Regions from separate parts of the Homo sapiens genome. Here region 1 is linked to region 2. Evidence: read pairs that join two places in POLR2A ChIA-PET (ENCODE). Cell type or tissue: PC-3. All regions are shown on one strand. Each heading gives the region's core, and the rest is flanking DNA. Links, peaks and the distances in the headings are about the cores only.

Region 1 (4,401 bases), core at 262-4,261, 610 kb after region 2:
CCCTACCTCCAACACTCAGGATCACAATTCAACATGAGATTTGGGTGGGGACACAGAGCCAAACCATATCACCCTCACCAGGGGTGGGTATAGGCATAGGCCTATCACACGTTCCTGCCCTTTCCTTGGACATTGCTGTGTTGGGATGTGATGCCTAAAATGGAGCAGCCATTTTGTGACCACAGGGGAGTGAATATGTTCAGTTCAGCAGAGCTAATAATTGAAGCTGCCTTCCTCATGAAATTTTGTTGATCTTCTGAATTGTGCAATCTAAAAATAATTTTTAAGATTTCTACTTATAGGAAAATATAAATATTATGTGGTTGTTTATGTTGTTTGGTTTTTTTTTTTTTTTGGCAACTTGTGGGAAAAATCATTACTAACAATTAACAGCACAATAAACAAAAGGGAAGAACTGTCAACCACCCAAAAGGTTTTCATGTCACTACAAAGAATTATTAGGTTTCTGGCAAGAAGCTGTTGAAATAACTATATTAAAACTATAATAATGGCTCTGTAATCTTTTACTCTATAGATGCTATCGTCATCAGGGAATGAAGATATGAAAAAATGGGAAAACCTATTTTTTTTTTTGGCTAAGTCTGATAAAAAGGCGGATAGTCATGGAGAACTCTGATTGGATACAAAATATGATCTATTGGTAGTAAACTGAAGGGAGCTTAGCAAGGCCTGTTACTCACCAAGATTATTCTCCTTGTCCCTGTGTCTTCACAGATAAGAATTCCCTCTTCCTCCATGTGGAGGGAGGCCACTTCCCAGATGAAGTTCTTATGATCTGCTTCAGGAGGAGGTCAGAAAACCCTTTCTAGCTTTTATGATCTGCTTCATCGAAAGATGATGGGAAGGTGAGAATGACCTTCCCGCTTCTGTGGTCTTCTCAAATTTCTTTAGTTAAAATAGTGTGAGGTAGCATGTCCTGAATCTCTTCAGGAGCTTTATGAAAACCTTAGCAGTTTACTCTGGCCCACTGAGTCTGTGTGACCGGCTGAAGTCCATTCCTTCCAGATCGTGATATGGAGATTCTTGATACATGTCTGCTGTGCTTTGGAATAAAGACAGAACTGAACTTTTAAGTGTGTATGTGTACATATTTGTGTGTTTGTGAAAGACAGTAGATATAAGGGTGAAGTCCATTCTTTCTAGATTGTGGTGTGGAGATTCTTGATACATGTTTGTTGTGTTTTGGAATCAAGACAAGACTGAACTTTTAGGTGTTTATATGTGCTTATTTGTGTGTGTGTGTGTGTGTGTGTATGTGTGTGTGTGAGAGAGTAGGTATAAGGGCTGGACCTTAGTGTGTTAATTGTTGAATACCTAGGAAAGAAAAGCAAAAATTAGGTAAGGGTTAATTTTTCAGAATTTCTTAAAAATAGCATCTCATCAAAATTTTATAGCTCCCTCACAGAGATTCAGAGGTTTTGTCACTAGCCTTAGGTTGCAAAATAAGTCAAGGTCAAAATTAGGTGTACTCTCAGGAGTGTCAGTTTTAGATCTATCTTCTTTTAAATCTTATCTCAGTTCCTCAAAAGAATCATTAGATTATCTAACCCTAAAGATCCCTGCGGTTAACATCTCTCCATTTAAAATTACCATAATAATCACAACAAAGGAATGTGTATTTAATAATGTTCATGTACACTTCAGCTTGTCCCAACCGAATTAATGACTAATTCTGAGACTCAGGTAGTGGGCCCTGGAAGAGATTTTTGAGGCCCTGTGTCAGACTTCAAAGCAAATTTCAACCTTGACACAGCAGGCTCCAGTCCAGCAGGCCAGAACTGCCCGGGGCAATGGTCCCCTGAAGACCTAGCAGAAGGTTAGAAATTTGCATTCACACTGTGTGTGTGTTTGTTTATAGCAGGAGAACTTTGTTTCTTAAGTCATTCAAAGTTTTTTAATGGAAGATGAAAGTGAATTTGAGGGAAACAAAAAGAAAACCAACGTCTATGTCCCTGAACAGGAGACTGTTTGACTAGTTTCCCAGATTCTAAGAGTAGCACTTTCACATCAATGTGTATTTAGACGTCCCCGTTTCTGTTGGTTTTAGGTTAATTTTTGTCACATTTTGATCTCTTTTTTCCAGGGCCTTTTGTGTGATTAAATGTTAAGTAACTGCAGGTCTTGTTTCCACCCTTGCTGAGTCAGCTCAGCTCCCTGACAGGACTGTCTCCCTTTGATTGGCAGTCACAGGAGATGGGAAGTGAGGGAGGGACAGTGAATATTTCAGGTCAGTTCTCTCAGAGAATATAAAGGCTGGCATGGTGACGATTTATTATTTCTGATGACTAATTATAGGGAGGTTTGTGTTTCATGGGTATTTTGATAGGTGGCTTTTGCAGAGCTATCACCTTACTGAAATACTTCAATACTTCAACCCTTTGTCAACACTTAGAAGATATCACCTTTCTCTGTGGGTTAAGGAAGATAAGGAGGCAGAAAATATTTATATGGTCAATTTCATGATTTTCTAGAGAGAAACTAAGAGGTTTTAGGAGGGAGATGACTGACCTCAAGATTTGAAGGATTAAAACCAGGCAGAGAGAGAGTTTATTAGGCCTTAGAAGATGTTTATTTGGAGGAAGTTGGTAGAAAGCAAATATCTTAAGAATGCAATGTGGTTGTTTTATCTTGATTGAGTTAAACACCACAAAATATTATATGCCTGGAATTTAACATTGTCGCCAAGATTCATAAATCAAAGTTATCTTCTTGAATGCTAGATTGTTTTAAAAAAAAAAAGGCGGCAGAGGGGAGGGGGTTGCATCAGGCCTGCTTGCAAAGAATTATTGTACTGCTAATCAACCCAAATTATGTGTAAAATTTGTATGAAGAAAATAGCTTTGAATGTAGCGTAACATTTATCAATCTGATCCGCAATTTTTAAAAAATGGAAGATTGTACTAATTTTTGCTATAGCAACAAACAACTCCGCAATCTCAGTGACTTATAACAAAGGTCTATTTCTCACTCCTGGTTTATGAGAACCATTGGTCAGCTATGACACTGCTGAGTTCAGCTGGGTTTCCCTGGCAGTAGCCGGCCTTGGCTCCAGGTGGCTTGTATTCCAGGTCTCAGGGGTAAAGGAACAACCCTAATCTGGGTCATGATCTTTTTCATAGCTTGGTCTTTTTTTAGAAGGCAGAAGCTCAGGGGGCAGAGCCAAACCACAAAAGTACATTTAACATTTCTGCTCAAAAATTGTATAAGTCCTATCTGCTCCTATTCCATTGGCCAAAGTCACATGACCAAGGCCAAAGTGCATAGGGATCATATTCTGACGATAAAGAAGTACGACAAAGCCTGGGGTGGGGCAAATGATTGTGAACAAATAATACCACTTACCGTAATGACCAAAAACATTAAAATGGCAGGAAGTGGGGCCGGGTGCTGTGGCTCACGCCTGTAATCCCAGCACTTTGGGAGGCCGAGGCAGGTTGATCACGAGGTCAGGAGATCGACACCATCCTGGCTAACACGGTGAAACCCTGTCTCTACTAAAAATACAAAAAAATCATCCGGGCGTGGTGGTGGGCGCCTGTAGTCCCAGCTACTCGGGAAGCTGAGGCAGGAGAATGGCGGGAACCCGAGAGGCGGAGTTTGCAGTGAGCCGCCTACTGCACTCCAGCCTGGGTGACAGAGCGAGACTCCTTCTCAAAAAATAAATAAATAAATAAAATAAAAATAAAATGGTAAGAAGTAAATTTTACAAATAAAACTGAGAAATGAAAATACAAGGGCAATAACCTACGTGGGATAGCTGTGAGTGAGGTGTATCTAGTTTTACAAATTCTGAGGAAGGCTCCCTAGACAGTGCCGGATTGATTGAAAAACTCTCAAGGAAGGATGTGGCAGCACTTCATATAATACTTTTCATCCTACACCTACCAGAATTTGTAGTAAAGAAGAATTTGCAGAAAAAAATTATGATCATTTACTGATCACTTATTGAAATCGAGGCTTTGGCTAGTCCAGGAATCTCATAGCTGGCTGTGGATGTTTTTTCTACACGGAACCCAACTTGAGAAAACCTTAGCTAGAGGGGTTCACATACTTCCTAAGCCCAGCGATTAGCTTTTTTTTTTTTTTCTTGCTGAATAGCGTTCAGTTTTTTTCTTTTGATTAGACTGAAAATTTCTTGCTAATTGCAATTTCTCAACATTTAACTACACTAACTCTGCTGCTAGTAACAGATTGTACCGGTGTGAGACTACTGCTTTTTTCTTTTTTTTTTTTAACTCGTGTCTTTTAAATTGGATGTATCCACTTGTAAGTTGTAAGTGGCTGAGTCTATGTAGTTTACTAGTATATCCCGCAGTACCAACGAGAATTCTTGACATACAGAGTTGCTCAATAAATGTTTATGGAACCATGTTGAACACT
Region 2 (4,401 bases), core at 272-4,271:
AAAGAAAGAGAAAGAAAGAAAAGAAAGGAAGGAAGGAAGGGAAAGAAAGAGATTAAATTATACAGGAAGAGGCTTGTGGGTTATATGCAAATACTAAGCCATTTTATGTATGGAAATTAAGCACCTATGGATTTTGGTATCTGCAGGGGATCCTGGAACCAATCACCCACAGGTATGGAGGAACAACTGAAATTGGTAAATAGCACTAATCACTACTAGACAAGCAATGTAAGAAACAAGAAATTTGTCATTAGTTCAAAACATACACTACTTCCTTAAGGAAAGAACTTTAACCTCATAAGGCAGTTATGGTGCCATAACTGAATCTACTGAATATTTTGGCTGGTCATTATACTGTTATAGCAGCCTATCTTCAGTCCTTTCTTCACTTTATCATTGGAAAATAATTTTTTTGTTGGAAGCAATGTTGTGCATGATAACCACATATAGAACAATGCATTTAGTAAATGCACAGATGGTGGGTCTGCTACGCACGGAAGTATGGTAAGAAGGAAAGAAAATACATTCATAGAACGTCTACCCCAACTAAGGACAAAATTTACTTGTTTCTTTTCCATGGTGAAAGGAGTTCAATATAATTATTTGGCCACAAACTTGGCTTGGTAGACCTGATATAATATTGCATCATATTGATGGCTCAACATTGCTTTATGCAATGAGCAGACTGGGCTATAGGCAGTATTGGTGGTCATTCAGTTTTGTTGAGAGTAATACCATGTGATTAAGCCCATATATAACCTGTATCCCTGCTACCCTGGAAACACTGTTTATGAGCCAATTTTGCAAGCAGTGGGATGCTGGAGGAAGACGCTGAGGGACTCCAAGTAACTATTACTGATTGTTTACCGTGCTAAATATTTATTTGTAAGTGTTCACCAGGACAGTGATATCTTTATATTTTGAAATCATTCAAAGGATCCATCTCGTATCTCTTACCCAGACTTTGTTGTTACATATCCTTCAAAGTTCTCCCCTCTAAACACCCCAAACATTCATTCAGCCCTTTAGCCACTATCCCTGAATCAATCAAAGCACATTTTTGTGTTCTTAGTAACTACTTGAGCTTTGCCGATGCTAACTCCACTTGATGATAGAATACTTCAGTGCACATTTGTGATTTGAAAGATCAACCATCACCCAGTTCATGATGGTTGTATGATTTGGGGAAAATTTGGGTTTCCCTGATCAGAGGCTCAATCATTCCTAGACCCAAGTCACAAGATAGAAGATGGATTTCAAAGGAAGATTAATTATTGATTATTTTCCAAAGAGGTCACTGCTTTTTTAAAAAGTCCTAGGTGGTCTATGCTATGACTCTACAATTAGATCTTGCCAGAAGCACCATACCACATCCCAACACTGAACAATTATATTTCCTGAGGCATATTCCCCAAATAGTAGGACAGCCTTCTCTTGTTCTGCATCACACTCAAAAGTGGTAGCATGATGGGTCCCTTGGTGAATAGAGGATTGGCTCACCCAGATGTGGAATATGTTTCTTCCAAAATCCAAAAATACTACATACACAATGTATATAATGAAAAATGTGAGCCAAAAAGCAGCCACTTGTCTTTCACTTTGGAGAGAATGTCCTGATATGACTAGACCCCACAAAATTCACAAGAATAGTAGGTAGAATCCTAAATTTTTGTGGGATTTATCTCTTATCCATGGAAATGTCGATGCCTTATAAATGCATATAGAGTAATGGTTGCTTACTGCTCACCAAGATCTATGAGCCTAAGTTCACCAAAAAAAGCTGACCAGGATGATAAGCTGGGGACAGAGATAATCAACATCCCAGAGGAATAAAGAACAGAGAGTTGATGTAGCTCTTAGGTAACATAGTGAATATATGCTACTATATCTGCAAAGCGAAAGCAAAATGTTTTTAGTATTGTTCATTTACTGGAGAGAGAAGTGTGCATTTGCCTGAAAAGTAGCTGCATTTCATGTGCCAAGGTCTCTGTTGATTTTCCCTAATAAAGGGACAATGTCTGGAAGAGTCTTTAACATTTAAATCTCCACTGGGTTATTGTAATAGTCTGTTCTTATGTTGCTAATAAAGACATACCCAAGACTGGGTGATTTATACAGGAGAGAGGTTTAATGGACTCAGTTCTACGTGGCTGGGAGGCCTCATAATCATAGCAGAAGGATAAAGGGAGGCAAGGCAAGTCTTACATGAAGGCAGGAAAGACAGCTTGTGCAGGGGAACTCCCATTTATAAAACCATTTATCAGATTTCATGAGACTTAGTCACTACCATGAGAACAGTATGGGTGAAACACCCCTATGATTCAATCATGTCCACCTGGCCCAGCCCTTGACACATGCGGATTATTGCAATTGAAGGTGAGATTTAGGTGGGGACGCAGCCAAACCATATAAGTTATGTGTGCAATAATCATCATTATCTGAGATCTAAAAGCCAAAGAGTTAAGCTTAATGGGAAGTAAGTTCAGGATAAAGGCCTATTGTATATTTCAAGTCTTTAAAATTGACTTTTTTTTGAGGCAGAGTTTCACTTTTGTTGCCCAGGCTGGAGTGTAATGGCAGGATCTCGGCTCACTGCAACCTCCACCTCCCAGGTTCAAGCGATTATCCTGCCTCAGCCTCCCAAGTAGCTCGGGTTACAGGCTTGCATCACTGTGCCTGGCTAATTTTGTATTTTTAGTAGAGACAGGGTTTCTCCATGTTGGTCAGGCTGGACTCGAACTCCTGACCTCAGGTGATCCACCCACGTCGGCCTCCCAAAGTGCTGGGATTACAAGCGTGAGCCACTGCACCTTGCCAATAATTTCATTTTTTTACAGGGATGTGTTCTTTCATTTGATTTTTATATTTACTATAGAGTGACAATTCTAAAAGCTTCTTTCTATTAAAAAAAAAAACCTCACTCAATGGGCCAGGAAGACAATGTGTTATTTTGCCAATTGCTGATTCAATTATGTAATCGAAAACTGGCAGACTGTCGCAAGATGGATTTCTGGGCACATGGGCAGAGGTACTTAGGATAAAATTCTATCTTTTGACTGATGGAACATTAGTGTTTTGGATCTCTAGGTATTAGCAATATCAACTAGCCTGTGTTTCTCTTTCTTCAAAACAGACATGCTGATAAATGGGCTTTCTTTAAAGAAGCTCAGAGAGAAAATCAAAGCACATAAATTTGATATTTTGTGGTCCTTTTCACAACCACCTGGCTTCTCCCTCAGTTAAGAGTCTCTTTCAAGCTTCTGCATTGAGTGAGGGCTCATGAGCTCTCCATTTGGTGATAAAACATGACTTTCCAATTTATGAATCAAGTTAGGTCTTTTTTTTTTAACCACATCTCAATTTTTTTCTATTTAAAACTTATTTTTTTATTATACTTTAAGTTTTAGGGTACATGTGCACAACGTGCAGGTTAGTTACATATGTATACATATGCCATGTTGGTGTGCTGCACCCATTAACCCATCATTTACCATTAGGTATATCTCCTAATGCTATCCCTCCCCCCTCCCCGCACCCCACAACAGGCCCCAGTGTGGGTGTGTGATGTTCCCCTTCCTATGTCCATGTGTTCTCATTGTTCAATTCCCACCTATGAGTGAGAACATGCGGTGTTTGGTTTTTTGTCCTTGTGATAGTTTGCTGAGAATGATGGTTTCCAGCTTCATCCACGTCTCTACAAAGGACATGAACTCATTTGGACCTTGGTAAATCACAGGTATTTGAATTCTAGGAAGTAATAATCTCTAAACCACAGCAAAATAAACTTGGGAGTTCATCAACTACTATGAAAACTATGTTTGCTTTGTCTCTGATCGTTAGCTACGACCATTTTGGATTGACCACTCCATGACCCTGTCATCCCTCCTGAAATCAAGGACTGATTTCAGTGGCGGTTACTTCCTAACTCACCCTAGCCAACAAAGAACAAACACGACAAAGCCTTTCAGATGTGCAGGAGCACTTCTCTGGAGTGCAAATGCCTTGTTCAAGGGAATGACTCTGGACCCTTCAGGAGACAAAGCTGGAAGAGGAGTAAGTATGTCACATATGAAAAATCAATTCAAATATTCATATTCTTCTACATCAGAGCTGCCCAATAAAAATATAATCCATGCCACAGATGCAAGCCGCATGTGTCATTTTAAATTTTCTAGTAGCCATATTTCAAAACAAAGTAATAAGAAATGGGTAAAATAATTTTTAAAACTTACATTTTGTTTCACCCAATATAGCCAAGATATTATTGTTTCAACATGTAATCAATACAAAAGGTATTATTGAGGTACTTCACATTTTTTGCACTATGTTACACTTAGAAAAACATCTTGCTTTGGACTAGCCACATGTCAAGTGCTTGATAACCACATGAATTCCTCTCTC

What was found. Peaks named below come from ENCODE experiments on the same cell type or tissue, not always from the same donor. Only the 100,000 strongest peaks of a DNase experiment are listed, where the experiment ranks them.
Region 1: POLR2A ChIA-PET joins it to region 2 with 7 read pairs; 1 of 35 experiments calls an interaction of 5 or more read pairs at or near these places.

The regions. Positions count from the first base shown.
Region 1 is chr3:78,504,887-78,509,287 of GRCh38, reverse strand. No RefSeq gene overlaps it. Among named protein-coding and RNA genes, the nearest start is that of LINC02077, 460 kb to the right of the region's middle. In PC-3, for the core only: no CTCF peak of the experiment used is centred there; DNase peaks (open chromatin) are centred at 1,717 and 2,247; H3K4me3 peaks cover 885 bases; H3K27ac peaks cover 2,268 bases.
Region 2 is chr3:79,111,901-79,116,301 of GRCh38, reverse strand. The region is part of intron 3 of ROBO1 (roundabout guidance receptor 1); the gene reads left to right. Among named protein-coding and RNA genes, the nearest start is that of MIR3923, 390 kb to the left of the region's middle. In PC-3, for the core only: no CTCF peak of the experiment used is centred there; a DNase peak (open chromatin) is centred at 2,261.